Regions from separate parts of the Homo sapiens genome. Here region 1 is linked to region 2. A link is an interaction called in ENCODE POLR2A ChIA-PET data of the cell type or tissue named here. Cell type or tissue: HepG2. All regions are shown on one strand. Each heading gives the region's core, and the rest is flanking DNA. Links, peaks and the distances in the headings are about the cores only.

Region 1 (11,709 bases), core at 2,115-10,114, 77 kb before region 2:
TGCGTGTGTGTGATAAGAACATTTAAGATCTACTATCTTAGCAAGTTTCAGTTATACAGCACAGTATTATCCACATTCACCATGTTGTACACTAGATCTCCAGAGCTGATTTGTCCTGCATAACTGAACTTTGTACCCTTTGACCAACCTCCTCCCCGCCCATGAAGCCTATTCTTTTGAAAAAAGACAGACAGAAGACAGATTGATAGGGACTGGTCAAACATGAATTGAAAAGTAACTTTGATGACCTTCAAATTTCAGGGCTCAAGGAGAGGAGACAAGGGAATGGCCAGATGGAGATAGTGTATCTCCTGAGGGGTTGGACAAGGGGACTTGGAGGGCTGAGATTCTTTTCCCATGCAGATATGTTGGCCATCTCCTGGGATAAGGTCCCCCATGGCCCCACCTGCCTCCTGAGCCTCCTCTCTGCCACTCTTCCAACCGCCACCCACAGCCTTCTTAGGTTCCTAGAACACCCCAAACTCCTTCCCACCTCAGGTCTTTCTGTGCCTGGCACATTCCTTTGGTGCCTACCAGAGAGCACGTGAAATATGGCACCTCTCCGGGAGCCTTTTCTGACTGCATCTGATCCCAGACAAGGAGCACCAAGTACTTTTCCATTGTAGACTTTATTGTATTATAATTTAAAATGTTTATGGAATAATGTGTTTGATGTCTGCTATGGGCTAAATTGTATACCCCCAAAATTCATATGCTGAATCTCCAACCCCCAATGTGATATTATTTGGAGATGAGGCCTTTGGGAGATAATTAGGTACATATGAGGTCATGGGTGGAGGGTATCCTCATGATAAAATTAGTGCCCTTATAAGAAGAGACAGCCGGGCGTGGTGGCTCACGCCTGTAATCCCAGCACTTTGGGAGGCCGAGGCAGGCGGATAATGAGGTCAAGAGATCGAGACCATCCTGGCTAACATGGTGAAACCCCGTCTCCACTAAAAAAATTAAAAAAATTAGCCGGGCGTGGTGGCAGTCACCTGTAGTACCAGCTACTCGGGAGGCTGAGGCAGGAGAATGGCGTGAACCTGGGAGGCAGAGCTTGCAGTGAGCCAAGATCGCGCCACTGCATTCCAGCCTGGGTGACAGAGCAAGACTCCATCTCAAAAAAAAAAAAAGAAGAGACAACACAGAATTTGCTCATTCTCAATCTCTCTCCACTATGTAAAGATACAGCAAGAAGGTGGCCATCTACAAACCAGGAAAAGAGACCTCGCCAGGAACCAAATTGGCCAGCACCTTGAGCTTGACGGTCCCAGTCTTCAGAACTGTGAGAAATAAGCTACCCAGTCTATGGTATGTTGTTTAAGCCTGAGAAGACTAAGACAATGTCTATCATCCCCAGACAGGCCATGTCTGTTATATTATTGCTCCTTTATCACTCCCAGGTCTCGCCGGAGACTGATGGCACACCTGAATCGGTTGAGTAAGTACAGGAGGGTTTAGTTACACAAAGGAGTGGGTGTAGGGGCAATAACCAGTACTTACTACCATAGGAGGGGTCAGTTAAGGAAGTCACAAGAGAGACAGCTGTAAAGAATCAGCCCCCTGAGAAAAATCCTGATTGCCAATCATGTAGTCAAAGAGAAAGAGCCAGAGCGGAAGTTGCCTGAGCCCACTTTCCTTCCTCCTTCCCATCTTCTGCTGGGAGACCTCCCCTCCCACTACTTGTCACCATTGGCCAATCCCAACCATAAGCCAGGGGGTACTGGAGCCTGATGCTTTCCATACAATTCAGCCTCTGCAGCCAGAGCAAGATGGAGACGGGTACAGAGCAAAGAGGGGTCTGAACAGGCAGATGGGGGCTATCTGGAACATCCCCCTGGTGCAGTCTGAGCACAAGTGTGCAATTATTATTTGTTAAGTTAAGTTGGTTAAATGACCCTAAACTAACTCTCTACACCTGGAGTCTGGCTACAGAGGCAGATCTTGAGGACTTTGTACACCTCCTCCTTTGCTCTAAAGGGGAACCTGCAGAAATGATTCCTATGCTCTTGTTTTGCTACCATGTAACCTTTGACAGTCAGCAACATGTTGTTCAACAACCACAAATCCTGCCACCCACTCCAAGGACATCTAGGTACTATTCCCGATTTAGACAAAGAAAGGCAACTAGTCTTGGGTCCCTGTCTCTAAGACAGGTATTCCGTGTCTGCTCTGTAGGAATATGTTCTAGAAAAGCCGACCTCTCCATGGAGAGGTCAAATTTCTCCACCTCCCCCACGCCCCATTCTCTCAACCCTTTATTTAAACACATTTCTCTATTCAAGGCATATCGGTTGAGGGCCAACCTGGGATTTAGAGTATAGTGGCCACAGAAAGGCATCACCCAGATCTCCTGCTGAAGGAACAAAGTTGGCTCATGTTCACCCTGAGGCTGTGCTTCTACCAAGCTTACTCCACCCAGTGACTGAGCACAGCACAGTACAGTGCCAACCCCTTCTTGAGGATTTGGGACTCCTCTAAGGGTAACTTTACCTCCTTATCAACCTGGAAAAAAATGTTCTTAAACGTGTGCTGTGGTCTGAGGCTCTTTCTGCCCAATTCCCCTTCCTTTTCAACTCTCCTTTCACAGGTATTGAAGGCTCATCCTGGCTCTTCCTGCTTCTCCAAGACCTGAACTGTCACCCAGAACCTGGATGTTTGACAAACTGGATAGGCTACTGCTGCCTACAGTCAGGTGTTTGCATGAGTTTGCATGCCTATCAATACAAGCAGGCTTTAATCTTTTTGTTTTTATTTGATGTGATTTGTTGGTAAAAGCAGATGGTAGGATTTGGAGTTTGGAGATGGAAAAGAGCAGGTGGATGGAGGGGTTGCCATGGTGACTGTCTGCTTGCCTAGCGTTAGAAGTCAGTTTTCAGCTTGCATGGAAGAATGGCTAATGGCCAGAAGTTGAAGGAGCTATGTACAAAAAAGACGATTTGAGAAATTGGGCATAAGCAGTCCCACATGACCAAAAGTGATGGTCAGGAAAAAGGACAGTCACACTCACAGTTGACCACAAACCACAACACACCAGCAGAAATGGCTATGCCCAGTGGGAATCATTTTCATTGAGGATTGTATCAGTCAGCTATTGCTGTGTAACAAATCACCTGAACACTCCAAAACTCAGTGGCTTAAAATAACAATCATTTATTATCATTCATATGTCTACAAGTCAGCTAGAGTTTGGCTGATATCGGTTGGGCTCTACTGAGGCACATCTGCGTCACATATCTCTCATCTTCTTCCTTGGACTACCTGTCCAGCCAAGGCATGTTCGTCTCATGATGCAGTGAAAGATGAGGGAAGAAGACCAAGTTGGTAACCTCTTAACTTCTGACACTACTTTCTATTAGAGACACTCTGATGTTTCCATGGCCCTTTTCCAATGGTCCAAGGAAGCCATGGAGATGGGCTTGGCGGCAAAGAGTATAAAGTGGACTCTGAGCCATAAAGTGGACTCTGAGCCAATTCGACTTAACACTGCCACAAACTTTCTCATTCTGCCAGTGTGGTATGATGTGAACTACATGGAATTTTGAAATCACAGAGACCCAAATTCCAATTCTGTCTCTTACCCTCATTAACTAGAGAACATGGGTGACCTATTTTAACCTCATAGAGTGGAGTTTCGATTTCCAGATCTATAAAATGGGGATTATGATACACACCTCTTGCGGTGGTTTTAACTTGGGTTGATTTGATCAGATAATGTATGTACAAATTTTTGCAAACAATAAAGACTATAAAATGATAGTTAGTTTGGTATAATTATAAGGAAAATCACCCTCTTATGAGAGTACATCTATCTAGCACATTGCTTTCTGGAAATGGCTAGTTCTATATTTACTCACTCCAAAAAAGGGAAATTGATTCTTGGGTCTTTGTTGCAATGTTACGCCCCTACAAATGTAAGGGCCAAAACCTCCCTGCGTGACTTGATGGTGAAGCCATTTCAAATGGAAGAACACAAAGCATCCTATTTTGGGGACAGTTTTTGCCACTCAGAAAACCTGTCATTAATGACCTGTCTGTCACCTGTGTCTACGGTCCTCTTTGATAAATTGCACGGGTGTTGAAACCACAGGCGAGCAAATGTTCAATGCACAATGAGATACAAAGAGACCAAGCAAGAGGCCGGGTGGGTCCCGAGCAAAGGTCTTCACTCAAAATGGTTAAGCAAAAAAGTGACTCATTGACATAAAACAGAAAAGATCAGAGCTATGGCAGACAGAGGTGTGGCCAGATTATGGAACTTGAACAATGTCACTGGCTTTTCTCTGCCTTTTTCTTCTCCTTGTGTTGGCTACAGCTCAGAAAGATTTTCCCTCACATTTTCCCAGGTTCGAGTCCTGCATAAAAAGAGAGAAATTCTCTTCCGGGTAGCTCCTGGGCAAGTCCTGGGTTTCACTCTGATTTGACCAACTTGGGTCATATGCTCATCCTTCAACCAATCATTTGGCCAGGATAGGGCAATGCTGATTAGTGCAGTTCTAGGTCTCATGCCCGTCACTGGAGGAAGAGAGACGGGGCCTCAGCCAAACACCTGGCCTGGAAATGGGGGTAAGAGTTGAAGCCCAAACAAAAATCAGAGACTCCTGCCATTCCACTATAGACAGGTGCAGGGGGTCTTTGGCACTATACCAAAATCATGTACATCCCCATAATAATCATTTGCACTTCAAAGCGACTTCCTCATCCACTAGTCCCTTTGTGCTTCACACTAACCATGGGCAGAAGGATTGTGGCTTTCCAGAGAGAGCTCCTGACTTCCGAATGTTGACACTTGTTCTTATTCTGTCTGCTTTCCCACTCCATTCTCCGCCCTTCCATGTGACACCAGAAGCCAACCCTATGGACCACATCACAGGACTCCCTTATTAAATTAGTGTCCTGTGCCTGCTGTAACAAATGACCACAAACTTAGTGGCTTAAAACAACACTGATTTATTCCTAAAGTTCTGGAGGCCAAATATCCAAAATGAGTCTTATGATTTAGCATGAACTTATGAGTCTAAAATTAACATATTAGCAGGTCTGGCCCCTTTTAGAGGTTCCTGGGGAGAATCTCCTGGGCAGAATACATTCCTTGCCTCTTCCAGCTTCTAGAGGCCACTGACAGTCCTTGGCCCTTGGCTACTTCCATTGTCACATCAGCACCTCTCATCCTTCCTCTCGTGATTTCTTCTTTCTCTTACAAGAGCCCTTGTGATTACACTGGGACCACCCAGATAATCTAGTTTAATCCCCTCATCTCAAGAACTGAATTCAATTACATTTGCAAAGCCCCTTTTACCATGTAAGGTAACACAGTCACAGGTTATGGGTATTTGGTCATTATTCTCTCTTCCAAATTACCCTTCTGTTGTTAGTTGGGTTCAACCAACAGGAAGCACATGCAGGTGACCACAGGGTAGAAGGAGAGAGATGGCCTCCTATGCTCCCTCCCTGCCAAGACAGATTTGGGTGTGGCTACTTCCTCTATGAACACACCTCTTCTCTATCTGCCCTTTAACCCCAGCTTACATGAGGTTCCTTCCAGCACCCCATTCCTTCCTCTTGCCCACCACCGTGCCCGGCCAAGAACACTTTAAAACACTGTTCCTGGCAAGGCACGGTGACTCACGCCTGTAATCCCAGCACTTTGGGAGGCCGAGGCGGGTGGATCGCATGAGGTCAGGAGCTGAAGACCAGCCTGGCCAAGATGGTGAAACTCCATCTCTACTAAAAATACAAAAATTAGCCGGGTGTGGTGGCAGCCACCTACAATCCCAGCTACTCAGGAGGAGGGTGAGGCAGAGAATTGCTTGAACCCGGGAGGCGGACGTTGCAGTGAGCCGAGATCGAGCCACTGCAGTCGAGCCTGGGCTACAGAGAGAGACTCCATCTCAAAAACAAAAAAAAGGAAGGAGGCAATGAGAGAAACATGAAAACAGAAGCAGGGTTACAGAGATGCTTTGTTGCTGACTTTGAAGGTAAAAAGAGGCCATGAGCCAAGGAAATGTGGGCAGCCTTCAAAAGCTGGGAAAAGCAAGGAAGCGTATTCTCCCCTACAGCGTCCAGCCCTGCCACGATGACCCACTTCCCATGCAAAGAATGGGACATGTCCGTTTGAGGTAGCCCTTGGATTTTCCTTTCGTCATATTCCTAGGCAAGGTACTAGTTTCAGACTCCCAAGCCAAGTGCCACAGTGCCTGTTCCATGCCATGTAATGTTTCTGCTTCCCAGGCCTACCACTTGCCAGATGCCTCCAGGCTTCTATCTTCATGACTGTCACTGCCCCACCTTCCTTTTTTTTTTTTTTTTTTTTTTTTGAGACACAGTCTCGCTCTGTCACCCAGGCTGGAGTGCAGTGGCACCATCTTAGCTCACTGCAAGCTCCGCCTCCGGGTTCACGCCATTCTCCTGCCTCAGCCTTACTAGTAGCTGGGACTACAGGCAACTGCCACCACGCCCAGCTAATTGTTTTTGTATTTTTAGTAGAGATGGGGTTTCACTGTGTTCGCCAGGATGGTCTCGATCTCCTGACCTCGTGTTCTGCTCGCCTCGGCCTCCCAAAGTGCTGGTATTACAGACGTGAGCCACGGTGCCCGGCCCCTCTTCCATTTTTTAGAACACCTGTGATTACATTGGGTACACCTGGATAATCCAGGTTACTCTCCCATCTTAAGGTTAGTAACTAGCAACCTTAATTCCATCTGCAACCTTAATTTCTCCTTGCCATGTAGGATAACATATTTGCAGGTTTGGGGGATTCGGACAGGTATCTATCTTTAGGAGGCAATACTCCAGGGTTAAAGACTTGTGATTTTCTTTGCACAGCACCCAAACAACCCCAAATTGGTAAGAACAACCCCAAATTTCCTTTGGAAGGACATCTCTTTCTAATTCTCAATCCAGGGCCTTGGAAAAGGGTAACCTCCCTACCCCACCCACCCCGCTGCCCATCTCTATGTGAGTGAGCGCATGGCGCAAGTCTAATCATTTCTGTTTCTGCCCCAAGTCCCAGGGATTGAGTGAAGCAGTTCAGTCAAATGAGAATCAGCCCAAGACCTTCTCAGGAACTAATGGACAAGAATTTCTTTCTTTCTGCCAAGCTTACTATTGGATATTAGATGAGTGTTCTAAATCCTTCACTCTCTCCTGCATGTGACCTTGCAGTGCATGCGGGTAGCTGGGGTTTGTTTCCCCACCCCAAGTGACTTATTTTGGCCATTGGGATGTAGTCAGAAATGACAGTGCATGATTCCTAGTCAAACTATTGAGAGGCATCCCATGTTTCCACTGGCATTCTTGAGTTCCCACCATGTGCCATGAGCAGAAGAGTCCATGGACAGATGCAGATGCCATGGAAATATAGAGACATATGGAGCAGACCTGATTCCAAACTGCAGCCCTAGAGCCAAGCCCAGCCAATCCCCTATCAGGAGCAGAGCTGTCTCAGCCAAGCAGCAGAACTGTGAAATAGAAAAATAAATGCTCAGCCAGGTGCGCTGGCTCACACCTGTAATCCCAGCTCTTTGGAAGGTTAAGATGGGAGGATCAGTTGAGCCCGGGAGTTTGAGACCAGCCTAGGCAACACTGTGAGACCTCATCTCTAAAAAAGAAAGAAAAAAGAAAATAAAATAAAAATCAGCGCTTCTTGTTGTAAGCCATTGAGTTTTGAGGTGTTTTGTTATGCAGCATTATTATGGTAATAGCTGATTAAGATTCTCGTCAAGCTGGTAAGATATAAACCTAGAGTTTCTGGTGGTCATCAGACCAAAATAAGAGAAGAGCCTACATGAAAAGGAAGCCAACAGAAAGAAACAAAGAGTGCTTACATTTAGATTTAAATGACATAATTTCAATAACCAAAGTAGCCCACTCCTAGATTCTACTGAGTTGATTAATTCAAAATGTTTTCAACACATTCTTTTTTGTAAAATGTATAGTAAGTCAGAAAGTGATCAGTGCTACAGAGGGACAAATAATACTGAAAAGAAGAATATGCAATTTGATGGGAGGTGTTAAAATTTTAGATTGGGTGGCCAGGGAAGGTTTCATTGAGAAGGTAACATTTTAGAAAAGACTTGAGTGGGTCATGTGGGTGTCTGCGGGAGCCTTCCAGGCAATGGGAATGGAAAATGCAAAGACCCTGAGACCTAGCCTGGCATGTCTAAACGGCAGTGATCCGGATACGGTGGCTGAAGCAGGAAGGAGAAGGAAGGCAGAGGACCAGGACATGAGGTTAGAGAGTAGGCTGGGTGCACTAATGTCTCCCCAAAATTCATGTCTGCTAGATCCTCAGAATATGACCTTATTTGGAAATAAGGTCATTGCAGATGTAATTAGTCAAGATGGGGTCATATTGCTGTGAACCCTGAATATCTGAGATAGCTCTCAGTTAATTCAGAAAGCTTATTTTGCCAAGGTTGAGGACGCACACCTGTGACACAGCCTCAGGAAGTTTTGATAACATGTGCCCAAGGTAGTCAGCACAGTTTGGTTTTATACAATTTAGGGAGACAAGAGACATCAATCAACATATGTAAGATGAACATTGGTTCAGTCTGGAAAAGCAGGACAACTCAAAGCAGGGAGGGGGCTTCCAGTTCATAGGTACATAAGAGACAAACGGCTGCATTTCTTTGAGTTTCTGATTAGCCTCTCCAAAGCAGGCCATCAGATATGCATTTATCTCAGTGAGCAAACGGGTGACTTTGAATAGAATGGGAGGCAGGTTTTCCCTGAGCAGTTCCCAGCTTGACTTTTCCCTTTAGCTTAGTGATTTGGGGGCCCCAAGAGTTTTTTCCTTTCATACTGGAGTAGGGTGGGTGCTAAGTCCAAAGACTGGTGCCCCTATAAGAAGTCTGTGTAGAGACACACACATGGAGGAGAAGGCCATGTGAGAATGCAGGCAGAGATCGGAGTGATGATGCCACAACCCAAGGAATGCCAAGGATGTCTGGCCACCATCGGAGGCATGAGATCATTCAAGGATGGCTGGCCACCATCGGAGGCATGGGATCGTTTCTCAGACTTCCAACGGGGAGCATGACATCTTGCTTTCAGACACCTAGCTTCCACAACTGGAAAAGAATAGAATTCTGTTGTTTTAAGCCATGAGTTGGTGGTCATTTGCGACATTGGTCCTGAGAAACTAACACAGAGAGGCAACGGGTGGGGGGAACATGTACTGGAGGATCTGGGGGCATAAGAGTCAGATCATCTGATTTGTATTTTAACATGATTGCCCTGAATGCTGTATAGAGATTACCTGTAGCGGGCACAGGCACTGAAGAAGCCACTACAAAAATCTAGGTGAGAGATGATGGAGACCGCTACCATTGAATTAGACTCCAGATAGATCCTGAAAGCAGAACCAACAAGACTTGCTGCCAACTGGACGTACAATATGAGAGAAAAAGAGGCAACAAGCCTGAAGCCAGCGATTTGGGCCTGAGTTACATTAACATGGAGCTGCCATTAATTGAGATGGGAAAACTGTGATGGAGCGGGTTCTGGTGTGCACAGGCGCGATTGGAAGCTCCGTTTGGGACATGCTACGTTTGACAGAGCTATTAGATATCTAAGTGGAGACGCTGCAAAGGCAGTTGGATATTCTAGAGTAGAATTCAAAAAAGAGGTCCCAGCTGGAGATATAAATTTGGAAGCTGTCAGCACATGGATGGGATTAAAACATGAAGTTAGATGAGATCATCTAGGAAGAGAGTGTGGATGGAAAAGAGAAGAGGGGCCGGGTATGGTGGCTCATGCCTGTAATCCCAGCATTTTGGGAGGCCGAGGTGGGTGGATCACTTGAGGTCAGGAGTTCGAGACCACCCTGGGCAACAGGGTGAAACCCTGTCTGTACTAAAAATACAAAAAATGAGCTGGGCGTGGTGGTACACACCTGTAATCCCAGCTACTCAGGAGGCTGAGGCGGGAGAATCACTGGAACCCAGGAGGCAGAGGTTGCAGTAAGCCAAGATCATGCCATTGCACTCCAGCCTGGGAGACAGAATGAGACTCGCCTCAAAAAAAAAAAAAAAAAAAAAAAAAAAGGAAGAAAAAGAAGAGGGCCACAAAATGGGATCTGGGGGACTTGAACCTTTAGAGAGCTCCAGAACGACAGAGATCAAGAAGACTCAGAAATGGGAGGACCAGGAGAGGAGGGTGTCCTGGAAGCCAAGAGAAGAAAGCTTGTCAAGAAGAAAGTGATGGCTGGGGGCGGTGGCTCACGCCTGTAATCCCAGCACTTTGGGAGGCCGAAGTGGGTGGATCATGAGGTCAAGAGATCAAAACCATCCTGGCCAAATGGTGAAACCCCATCTCTACTAAAAATACAAAAATCAGCTGGGCGTGGTGGCACGCGCCTGTAGTCCCAGCTCCTCAGGAGGCTGAGGCAGGAGAATCGCTTGAACCCGCGAGACGGAGGTTGCAGTGAGCCAAGATCACGCCATTGCACTCCAGCCTGGGTGACAGAGCCAGACTCCATCTCAAAAAAAAAAAAGAAGAAAGTGATAAACTGTGCCAAACGCTACTGACAGCACATGCCAGATAGAGACTGAGAAAGGACCATTGGATTTAGTCACAAGGAGGTCACTGTAAACCTGGAGAAGTGAAGTTTCAGTGGAGTAGAGGTATAAAAACCTGGTGAGGGGCGGTTCAAGAATAAGTGGGGCGAGAGAAATTCGAGGCAGCAAGGATGGACAGGTCTTCCCGGAATTCCCTGAACCCATAACGTTTTAATTTTTTCTTAAGTTACTGTGAATTGACTTTCTGTTGCTCATAACAAGAACAAAAGTCTGGGCTAATAGAGGAGGGAGGCAGGAGGCAAAGGAAGGTATTGAGTACCTACTGTGTTCCAGGAACTTCATATACATTATCTCATTTAATTTTAACTTAACTATAATAAACTTGTACCGCAGGTATTATTTATCCCCATATTACAAATAAGAAAACTGAGGCTCAGGGAAATTAACTACTTGTGTATTCAAACTTGCATTCACACCCAGATTGGACTCCAGATCCTACAGCACAGCTATTAGGGGACAACAAATATTGAAGAGAGCAGAAGGCCACTGAGGCCCTGTTTTTGCAACGATATATACAAGTGGTTCTCAACCTTCAGAACTACCCAGAGGGCTTGTCAAACCACAGGTTGCTGGGACCCCTGATTCAGCACTGAGTAGGAGAGGGGAGAGAATCTGCATCTCTAACAGGTTTCCAGGTAAGGCTGCAGGTCCGAGGGCCATACTTTAAGAACCACAGATCATCTATGACATCGCTCTCCCTTGCTCAGGCCCAGGGTCCCTGAAGACCCCACTGAGAACTAAAATCTCTCAGTTCAGTTTATTTCCAAGCTACTAGAGGGAACCCGGCAGCATCATATCAGAATCTCTTGGTCTCTTCTTTTGAATCCCTCCTGAGAACTGACTCTGGGCAGTCAGATAGCAGACACTTAATTTTTTATTTTTTATTTCCACAGGTTATTGGGGAACAGATGGTATTTGGTTACATGAGGAAGTTCTTTAGTAGTGATTTCTGAGATTTTTTTTTTTTTTTGAGACGGAGTTTTTGCTCTTCTTGCCCAGACTGGAGTGCGGTGGAGCGATCTTGGCTCACTGCAACCTCTGCCTCCCAGGTTCAAGCAATTCTCCAGCCTCAGCCTCCTGAGTAGCTGGGATTACAGGCATGCACCACCATGCCTGGCTAATA
Region 2 (11,709 bases), core at 3,676-11,675:
AAGGTGACAATGAGCCAGGTGCGGTGGCTCATGCCTGTAATTCCAGCACTTTGGGAGGCCCAGGCGGGCGGATCACCTGAGGTCAGGAGTTTGAGGCCAGCCTGGGCTAACATGGTGAAACCCCATCTCTACTAAAAATACAAAAATTAGCCAGGCATAATGGCCTGGTACCTGTAATCCCAGCTACTCGTGAGGCTGAGGCAGGAGAATCGCTTGAACCGGAGAGACGGAAGTTGTAGTGAGCCAAGATCATGCCACTACACTCCAGCCTGGGCGACAGAGAGAAACTCTGCCTCAAAACTAACTAAATAAATAAATAAAATGCAGATTCCTAACAGCTACAGTGAGCTGAGATTGTACCACTGCACTCCAGCCTGGGCGACAGAGTGAAACTCCGTCTCAAAAGAAAAAAAAAAAGGTAACAATGATTAAACTTATTTTTGAAAGATCACTCTAAATCCAGGGTGGAAAATTGATTTAAACAAAAAAGAAAACAAAACCGCCAGGAGACCAGATAGAAGTCCTTTACAGGTGGCCCCAATAAAAGTGTTGCCATGGACTATGGCAGTGGCACTGGCAAAGGAGAACAATGGTTCAAGAGAGATTCGGCAGAGAACACACAGCCCTGGTAAGGACTCACAGGAAGAGGTGAGGCAGATGGAGGAATTAAAGATGACACTGGCTTTCAGCCAAGAATGACAGTGGAAGTTTTAAAAAGAGATAAGATAAATTTGTATCTGGACATGTTGAGTTTATTGGTGGAACAGTTAAGTCCACTATCTAGCTGAGATAAACCTGGAACTCAGAGAAAATCTGAGCCAGAGATACAGATTTGGGAGTTACTGAAACCAGGAAAGCGAATGATTTTTTGCAGGAAGGTGTAGCCTAGGGTATCCTGAAGAGTGGCCAAAAAAACTTAAGGAAAACCAGGGAAGAGAAAGTTATGGTAGAAGCCTGTGGAAGAGTGTTTTGAGAGGGAATCAATTGCTGCTGGGAGAAAAGTGAGGTAACTACTGAAAACATCCACCAAATTTGCCAGTAGTGCAGTCATTAGTGATCTTGAAAGTTTTGGGACCCTAGTGAGGGTAGAAGCCAACCTGAAAGAAGAAAGCAGTATTCTTTCAATAGCTCTGAAAGGGACGCTAACACAAGATACCAGAAGGCTGGGATTATGGGAAGGAATCTTATGTATTTATTTTCTCACGATGGAAAAAAAGTGGGCATTTCAAAATGCTAATAAGAAGAAGAGAAAAAGGGAAAATACAAAAATTTTTAAATGGTGGAAAAACCCAGTACTTAGTGAGTTTATCTCTGGATGGTTGAACAAAAGGTAATTTTTGTTTGCTTTATACTTTCCTACTTTTTTAACACTATCTAAAATGATATGTATTATTTACATATTACTTTTATAAATCAGAAAAAATACACAAGGATTTCCAAGTAGCTTTGACGAAATAAGCTGTTCTAAATTCTGTATTTTACCTTCAGATGCAAAGAATATCTAAGTCTTGCTGACAAATTTAGGCAAAATAGGCCAGTAGATCAGAAGCCACCCACAGACACCTGAAAGCTGTGGAAATAACACTTGCCTGCAAAGATCACAGCAGAACTATAAAAGCACGGAAAGAATGATAAAAGCACAGCAAGGTAGGCTATTTGGAGATAAAACACTCATGCACTTCAAGCAGGTTGGAGAGCACTGCAGCATTCCAGCACAGACAGGGGTATTCAGGAAGACTAATCAACAAAAAAGACTAAAACAGAATTACACAAACTCAGGGCTAGAAGACATCTTAGGTAATATAATTCACTCGATTTATTAATTAAATAACTGGGATCAGGCCAGGCACAGTGGCTCATGCCTGTAATCCCAGCACTTTGGGAGGCCAAGGTAGGAGGACAGCTTGAAGCCAGGAGTTTGAGATGAGCCTGGGCAACACAGGAGAGCCTGTCTCTAGGAGGAAAAAAAAAAAAAATTGAATTAGCCAGGCATGATGGCACACACCTGTACTCCCATCTGCTCAGGAGGATGAGGCAGAAGGATCACTTGAGCCCAGGAGTTCAAGGCTGCTGTGAACTTTGATTGTGCCACCGCACTCGAGCCTGGGTGACAGAGTGAGACATCCTCCCGATAAACTTTTAATTAACTTTTCCCCCCCAGATATAGACCTGCAGAATTATGGTTGTTTTAAGTCACTAAGTGGTGGTGGTGTTGCTGTTGAGAGACATGGTCTCACTCCGTTGCCCAGGCTGAAGTGCCGGAGTGACATCATAGCTCACTATACACTCAAACTCCTGGGCTCAATTTAACACTTAAAAAGTGCAAGTCTTCAGAAAGATCAGTTAGGTAAAGTATTTCTTGATGACAGCAGATGTCTTTAAAAACATTTGTCAATTTCAAACTTGAAGAAAAGTTCCAAGAACAGTACAAAGAATTTCCAAATAGTAACATTTCACCAAATTTGCTTTATCCTTCTAGCTCTTACATATACACCCGAGCTTTTCTTCTGAACCGAGTAAGTTGCAGATATGATGCACGTTTCCTAAAAAAAACAAGGACTTAAATTTAAGTCTCCATACGATTACCAAAATTAGGAAATTAACATTAACACTAGTATCTAATTTATAGACCTTATTCAAATTTCACCAATTTGCCTAATAATATCATTCATGCAAAAGGCAAAAAAAGTTGGGTGGGTTTTTTTTCCCGATCCAGGATTGCCATTGCATTTAGTTGTCACGTCTTTTTAGTCTTTTTTTTTTCCAACTCTAAACAATATTTTTCTTATCTTTAATCTTTATTTGAAACAGCTTGTCTCTTTTTTCTTTCATTACCTTAACATTTTAAAGAGTACAGGCCAGTTATTTTGCAAAATGCTCCCCCACGTGGGTTTGTCTGGTGTTTCTTCACAACTCGATTCAGGTCGTGACTTTTTGGCAGGAATACCCTAGAAGTGATGTTGTGTCTTCAGTGTATCACATCAAGAGGCACATGGCAATTTGTCCCATTATTGATGTTAACTTTTATTACCTAGGTAAGAAGCTACCTGCCAAGTTTCTACACCGTATTCGTTTTTCCTCTCTAATTATTATGGGGACACACTTTGAGACCATTTAACTATCCAATTATTTCCTCAAACTTTTCACCCACTAGTATGAGGATCTATTAATGATTACTGACTAAATCAATTACTACTACAACAGTTAACAAAAAGTGATTTTCTAATTCTAGCACTCCTCTTATATTTTAGTTGGCATTCTACTGTAAGGGAAACTTTCCCTTCTCATCCATTTATATATTTATATGAGTTTGGACTCATGGATCCTTATTCAATTGATTATATTATTTTCATTACTTTGATGCTCTGCCCCATTTTTGGCCAGTGGGAATCCCTTCAAGCTAGCCCCTGTCCTTTTAACAGTCCCTATCATTCTTTGATAAATGTCATACTTTCTGGTACAAGATGTTGCAGGTTCTTCTTGTTCTTTCCCAGCCCTAGCCCTACAATCAGTCATTTCTCCAAGGATCCCTGTTTCTGTTTACGGAAGAGCGGTATTTAAAAAACAAAATCTGGGCGTTACGTATGCTCATTGCTACAGGAAAACATATATTGAATATATACATGAAACAAACATAGACACACATTATCTATTCTACATCTTATATATATTGAAAACCATGAGTTCACACTGATACCTCTAATTCCAATCCAACATCACAGGATACATCCTAGTCTTTCCACTTCTATATTTATGACAGTAAGAAACCTGTCTCTTTTCGTCTACAATATGTTTACTTATTTGCTCAGTCTTGGAATACACAGAATACATAGAAGCCAGTGTCAGAACTGCCAATCCACACTGCTGCAAAATCCATACTACTAACAACAGCTCTACTTTGTCTTTAGCCTACGTTCAAATTACTTGGGTTAGTTCATTTTTTTCTTTAGTGTAATTAGATGACTCATTTCAAGTAAGTTTGTTTGGTTTTGCTTGTATTCCATTTTTGAGTTTTCTTCCCAACTCTGCTCATCCTTTTTTTCATTCCCTCCCCTTTTTTTGAGTATATGAAACATTAACAAAGTTCAAACAGCATGAATTATACAAAACATATAATTTTTTTCTGTTGTTTTTTGAGACACAGTCTCACTCTGTCACCCAGGCTAGCGTCCAGTGACACAGTCTCAGCTCACTGCAACCTCTGTCTCCCAGGTTCAAGTGATTCTCCTGCCTCAGCCTCCTGAGTAGCTGGGATTACAGGGGTCCGCCACCACGCACAGCTAATTTTTTATTTTTGGTAGAGATGAAGTTTTGTGATGTTGGCCAGGCTGGTCTCAAACTCCTGGACTCAAGTGATCTGCCCGCCATGGCCTCCCAAAGTGCTGGGATTACAGGCATGAGCCACCGCCACCGGCCAAAAGATTTTGTAAAAGTGTCACTCCTCCACTCTCTCTGCTTTGCTCCTACCAACCTCTCAGAACGTAATCAATCTCATTAGCTTCTGGTTATCTTGTTTCTTTTTGCACAAATGAAGAGATACAAATATGTTTTGCTATCTTCTCCTCCTTTTTTATACAAACGCTAGGATACTATAAATACTGTTTTGTCCTTTGACTTCTTCACGAAATATATCCTGGAAGTCATTACATGTTGGTTCAAAGAAATTTTTTTTTCTTCTTTTCAGAGGCAGGGTCTTACTCTGTCACCCAGGCTGGAATGCAGTGGCACAATCATGACTTACTGCAGCCTTGACCTCCCAGGCTCAAGTGATCCTCCCACCTCAACCTCAGCCTCCTGAGGAGCTGGGACTACAGGCATGTGTCATCTAGTGACATAATTTTTTTTAATTTTTTCTAGAAACAGGTGTCTCACTATGTTGCCCATGTAGGTCTTGAACTCCTGGGCTCAAGCAATCCTCCCGCCTCAGACTCCCAAAGTGCTGGGATTACAGGACTGAGCCACCAAGCCTGGCTTTTTTTTTTTTTTTTAACAGCTGCACTGCCAACTGAAAGACTCTCAGTGGCCAAAGCTGGAACAATTTGAGCAACAAAACAAAGTAGTATTGGATTATAACCCAAGGTATAAAGTAAATATACATGAGTCCATACTGACATAAGTAAATAAATGGGGGAGAACAGGCAACTCTCCAGAACAGAATTCCACAAGATTATGTAGATACTCCACCACCTTGGAGGAACAGGGTAACTTCCCAGTCCTTACGTGTAGGCTGCACACAGTGACTTCCTTCCAAAGAGTTATGAAAAGGGAGAAAAAGAGTAACTTCAAAGCAGAGAAACCTAGCCACGTGCAATAGCTCACATCTGTAATACCAGCACTTTGGTAGGCTAAGGCAGACAGATTGCTTGAGCCCAGGAGTTCAAGACCAGCCTGAGCAACATGGCGAAAACCCGTTCTCTACAAATATACAAATACAAAAAATTATTCGAGCATGGTGACGTGGCCTGTAGTCCCAGCTACTCGGGAGGGTGAGATGAGAGGATCACCCAGGCCCAGGAGGTTGAAGCTGCAGTAAGCCAAAATGACACTACTGCACTCCAGCCTGGAAGACATAGTGGACCCTGTCTCCAAAAAAAAAAAAGGTACAGAAACCTAACACGTATCTCAGCCAGGTGATCAACGTCAACATTAACAGTGATAAATTATGTTGTAGTATGCAGCCTTGATGAAAATGTACTTTACCTCTGTGGTCTTCATCCGAAAACACATGATCCCAATCCAATTATGAGGAAAACAAGACAAATTCAAACAGAGGAGCATTCTACCAAATACCTGGCCATTATGCCTCAAACCTTTTCGGGTCATCAAAAACAAAGAAAATGTCACAGATAACAGGAGCCTAAAGAGTGACAAGAACTAAGTGTAATGTGTATCCTGGACGGAATCCTGTAACAGAGAAAAGACATTAGGTAAACACTAACCTGAAGCAATCTGAGTAAGCATGGACTTTAAATAACGATCATGTATCAATATTGGTTTATTAACTGTAACAAACACCTTATCAATGTAAGATGTTAATAATAAGGGACACTAGATGTGAGGTATATGGGAACTCCCTGTACTGCATTCACAATTTCTCTGTAAATCTAAAACTGTTCTAAAAAAACAAAGTCTATTTAAAAATAAAAATTACAAAACAGCTGTATAGTGCTCCATTGTGTGGATGCACCATAGGTCGTTCAACTACTTTACGTTGGGAAAGTGTGTTCCCAACATTTTCCAAGTGCAAACAACACTGCAGTAAATAACTCTATGCATACATTTTTTCATACTGTTAGAGTTATACTTTTAAGATAAATTCCTATAAGTGGGACTGATGGATTAAAAAGCAAATATACGGCAGTTTTGCTACAAGGCAGCAAATTCCTCTCTATAAAGATTATAACAATTTGCAGTCCCATCAGAAATGTATGAGGGTATACAGTGTTGCCAACAGAATGCGCTGTCACACTGTTTAATTTGGCCCCCCTGCAGATAAGTAATGGTATGTTCAGTATATTTAATTTGTATTTCTCTAATTATTGAGGTTGAACATCTTCTCATGTTTAAAGGCCATCTTTTCTTTTTTTTTTAAATTGTCTCTCATGCTTTTGCTCATTTTTCTCTCTGATTTTTGGCCTCTTATTCCCCCTCCTTTTTTTTTTTTTTTTTGTGTAAAGACAGGGTCTCACTTTGTCACACAGGCTGATGTGTTGTACTGCAGCCTCAAACAACTGGGTAAGTGATCCTACTACCTCAACCTTCCAAGTAGCTAGGACTACAGGCATGTGCCATGCCCGGCCACTTTTATTTTTATTTTTTGTAGAGACAGGATCTTGCTATGTTGCCCAAGCTGGTCTGGAACTCCAGGCCTCAAACGATCCTTTATCAATCTTTGATTTTATTGTCTCTGGAATTCAGGGTCCTTACTTAGGCACACTTTCCCCACACCTAGGTTATATAAGAATTTATCCAGGTTTCTTAGTGTTTGTATCGTTTCATTTTTGACATTTAGATGTCTGCCCCATTAGTTGATTCATATGTATGGTATTCTAACTTTTTCCAAACAGCTATGTAATTGTCCCCATGCTATTTACTTAAAAATCTATTTTCCAGACTTCTGCTTCTAGCCATGAAAGAACAAACTGAATATATAAAACAACTATTTTCAGATATTGGGACAACAGACTACAGGACTGTGATAACTGAAAGAAAAAAACAAAACAAAGTGAACCCTACATTCACCTAGCTTTCTACCCACAGACAATTTCCAAACCATGTAGCAGAGAACAGAACTCAAGAGGAGAATGGTAGTTTCACCGAGCAGAGGAGGCAAACGTCAGAGGAATTCGGGCAGGCTGGGGCAGCCGGAATTTGTGAGGTAGAGATAAGCAGCAAAAGAACTCCAGAAATCTACATGGAGCTGCCTTGAGTCACTGACTGAGTATTCACTACACATGTATTGGGTGACTTTCACAATGCCATAGTCACTACGAAGAACAATTACAGCAGCTACAAGCTGAAAAACGCAGAGCTCACACAGGGCTGGGAGTCAATGGAGTCCTTATAAGCCAAAGTAGAGATCTCATTGAATATGCAAGTCAATCAGTAAAGAATCCTAATTTAGTAATTGGGCTAAGCTAACTCTAGAGTAAAGACTATGCCAGCTATGCCCTAAAAATATGTAAAAACACGAACTGCCTGCTGATACAAAAGATAAAATCCAAGTCATCAACAATGTTCAGCCTCAAAAAACAAAAAACCAGTAAACAAGTTTTTTGTAGAAAATGACAAGCTGATTCTAAAATTAATATGGAAATGAAAGTACTTAGAATAGCCAAAACAACTTTGAAAAAAGAACAAAATTGGAGGATTTATACTATATGACTGAGACTTACTACAAGGCAACAGTAATTAAGACAGCATGGTACTGGTGTTAAGAAGAGACATATAAATCAGTGAAACAGACTAGAGAGCCCAGAAATAGACCCACTCACATATGGTAAATTGATTTTTGACAAAGGGACCATGGTAAATCAGCAGGGATAGAACAGTCTCTTCAACATATGGTGTTGAGACAACTGGCTACCCACAGGCAAAGAAAATCAACTTCAACTCACACCTCATACTATACACAAAAATTAACTTGAAATCTCAGATAAGAATACACAAATATCAAAAGAAAAAAATGAAATTAACTTGAAACGAATCATAGACCAATGTAAAGCTAATACGATAGAACTAAAAGAAAATACAGGAGTATCTTTGTGACCACAGAATACACAAAGATCCTTAAGACACAAAAAGCACAAACCATGAAAGAAAAAAAAAAGACTTCATCAAATGTACAAGCTACTCTTTGAAACACATCCTAAAGGAAGTAAAAAAAAAAAAGCCACAGAGAAAATATTCACAATACACTTATCAAAGGATTTGTATCCCAAATGATAAAAAGAATGCTTATAACTCAGTCATAAAACAATCCAATTTTAAAATACAGGCAAAAAATTTTATATGAATGGCCAAAGAAGCACATGAAAAGCATGTCAAAATCATTAGTCATCAGGGAAATACAATTTAAAACCAAAAGGAGATACTACTACATATCCACACAATGGCTGAACTTAAAAAGTTTATAATATTAGGCAGTGGTGATGGACAGTGGTAGGAATGTAGAGTAGTATAAAATGGAAAACAGTTTGGTGGCCTTTTATGAAGGTACATATACACTTAACACATGACCTAGTCATTCCATTCCTAGGTATTTACCCAAGAGAAATAAAATGATGTTTACACAAAGACTTGCACATGATGGCTGGGTGCGGTGGCTCATGCCTGTAATCCCAGCACTTTGGGGGGCCATGGCAGGTGGATCACCTGAGATCAGGAGTTCGAGACCAGCCTGACCAACATAATGAAACCCCGTCTCTACTAAATATACAAAAATGAGCCAGGTGTGGTGACACACACCTGTAATCCCAGCTCCTCAAGAGGCTGAGGCAGGAGAATTGCTTGAACCTGGGAGGCAGAGGTTGCAGTGAGCCAAGATTGGGCCCCTGCACTCCAGCCTGGGTGACAGAGCGAGACTCTGTCTCAAAAACAAATGACTTGTGCATGAATGTTCATAGCAGCTTTATCCAAAATAGCACAGCTGCAAACTGTTTATTTGCCTAAATGTCCATTAATAGGTAAATAAACTGTGGCATATCCATACAATGAACTACTACTCAGAAATAAAAATAAATGAACTAATGACATGTGCAACAGCATGTTATGACCCTCAAAAACATATCATGGTGCAAAATATAGGAATATACAATGTAGGCCAGGTGCAGTGGCTCATGCCTGTAATCCCAGCACTTTGGGAGGCCGAGGCGGGAGGATCACCTGAGGTCAGGAGTTCGAGACCAGCCTGCCCAACATGGTGAAACTCCGTCTCTACTAAAGATAAAAAAAATTAGCCAGGCCTGGTGGCGCACGCCTGTAATCCCAGCTACTAGGCAAACTGAGACAGGAGAAACACTTGAACCTGGGAGGCGGAGGTTGCAGTGAGCCAAGATCGCGCCACTACACTCTAGGTTGGGTGACAGAGTGAGACTCCATCTCAAAAACAAAAAGAATATACGATGTAGTGTAAATTTCTAACAAATTCTAGAACTGCAAAATTCATCTATATCAACAAAAAGTAGTGCAGTGGTTACCTGGGCAAGACGTAAGTTAAGGGTTGGGGACTCACTGCAAAGGGGCACAGGAAACTGATAGAAATGTTTTAGATCTTGACTGTGATGGTGGTTGCATGGGTATCTATATATGACAAAACTCATCAAACTGTATACTTAAAATAGATGCATTTCCTTACATGTAAATTACACCTCAATAAAGTTAATTTTTTAAAATCCATCTTTAGTTCCAGTGATTCAAGAAGCCACCTTTATTATAAGAAATCCATTTGAAAGAAAAAAAAAACAACAACGTTTAAATAGATTTCAATTTAAAAACAGTCATGGACCAAAAAGCAATATACAAATATAAACATAAAACAAAGATTACTTAAAAGCAAGGGTTGAAAAACTCTGCCCCTTAATTTGATTAACCATGGAAATAAATATGATGCGATAATATCCTTATTTATGTCTAGTATTACAAAAAGCACAACATAAATCTAAAGGGCTATACTGGCAAAATCCTCAATAACAAGACTGAAATGTTATTCCACAGAGTCTCTTTCTCTCCGCTGTGCCTCTCTGTTGCCAGACCCTCTCCCCTTTTCTGTCTCTGACTATAACTGACCATATACAAATTGAAATATTCTACTTTAACACAAATAATTAGTTCTTGTTCTTTAAACAGTGAATATTTTATATAGTTTTTACTTTAAAAATCAAAACGTTATGTTTTATTGATGTAGTCTGGCTCATTTGATCTATATGTATAGTGAAATAGCCCAAAAAATATTGTCATCAACAACATTCTTTGAACCAGTAAAAATATCTGACTTCACATTTTATAAGCACTACTTACCACCTTACTTTTGGTCTATAAATTTTACTCATTTAAGTGATACTTTATATTATTATAATTTGATATATCTACAGTTTGTAGACATCATGAGAAAAACTATGCAAAGCTAAAGAAAAAACAAATGCTTCTTGTAACAACGGTGTCATATATCAAACATATAAGGAAAAGCTAAATATTCAACAGCTATAAAAATGTCAGCTTGATTTAATGTATTCCAAATATGGATGGGCTCCTTTTCTATTTTGGTTTTAACCATGTAATTTTACTTCCATTCCACTAACAACTAAACACATCAGATTAAGCCAATCATAAATCTAGTTAATGTCTAATTATATAACACGTTTCTATTACCATTAAACACAGAATGGTAGCCATCAAAGAGCAGATACTTTTAGAATAATTCCATTATAATCAGAAGTGTCAGCGCTGAATATAACTGTTCTAGTGCCCTATAATTAGGAAAGAGAAAGCATTTTATTGTAAGAACATGGATTCCAACTGTTACATACCAGTTCAGACGTTCCCTAACAAACTACCATGTCTGATTTTTACTAATCATAAAAGGAGGTAGTTTGTGTAAAAAAAAGAAAAAAATCGCACATATCAACTGCTAATCTTGACTAAACTCAGACTCCTTACTAAGACATTATCGTTTCCTTCTATCAACGGAGATAACATTTTACATCAGTGGGTTATAACTAAGTTTCATTTTGGCTGTACAGTCGTTTTTCTGAACTCTTACATTTTTGTGACATTCCTTAAGCAAGTTAATCAAGACGTTGCATTCTTCAGTGTGCAAGTGTGGAGATAAGTCAGGATGCATCTTTAGGAGATGAGGATGGATCACAGCAGTGCAACCTGTGGATACAAGAGTGTCTTGAATATGCATAAACACATTTGTTACGCCACCTAAAAGTATCTTCATAAGAACCTCTAGTGACCTTTATCAGAGAAGTATGTTAACCATTAACCAGCTGTGTGACCTCAGGCAAATTATTAAACTTGAGACAAAGCTTTCTAATTCAATGATTTAAGATATTCAGCAAGTTATCAGTAGTATTTAGAGAACCTACAGGTTCAGGAGAAAAGCAGGAAGCCTCAAGAGACCCAATCCCGGAAATAAGCACTAAAGCAGAAACAGCTTGCTTATATTAATAAGCCTGACTTCAAATATTTTCGCCACATTCTCGA

What was found. ChIA-PET counts read pairs that join two places held together with the same protein. Peaks named below come from ENCODE experiments on the same cell type or tissue, not always from the same donor. Only the 100,000 strongest peaks of a DNase experiment are listed, where the experiment ranks them.
Region 1: POLR2A ChIA-PET joins it to region 2 with 6 read pairs; 2 of 35 experiments call an interaction of 5 or more read pairs at or near these places.

Annotation. Positions count from the first base shown.
Region 1 is chr16:80,910,460-80,922,168 of GRCh38, forward strand. No RefSeq gene overlaps it. Among named protein-coding and RNA genes, the nearest start is that of ARLNC1, 24 kb to the left of the region's middle. In HepG2, for the core only: no CTCF peak of the experiment used is centred there; a DNase peak (open chromatin) is centred at 4,152; H3K4me3 peaks cover 525 bases.
Region 2 is chr16:80,986,054-80,997,762 of GRCh38, forward strand. It overlaps CMC2 (C-X9-C motif containing 2), which reads right to left. Exons shown (of 4, transcript NM_020188.5): 2 at 11,261-11,376. The coding sequence starts at 11,341. Among named protein-coding and RNA genes, the nearest start is that of CMC2, 15 kb to the right of the region's middle. In HepG2, for the core only: no CTCF peak of the experiment used is centred there; DNase peaks (open chromatin) are centred at 5,046, 5,908, 7,418 and 11,488; H3K4me3 peaks cover 1,247 bases.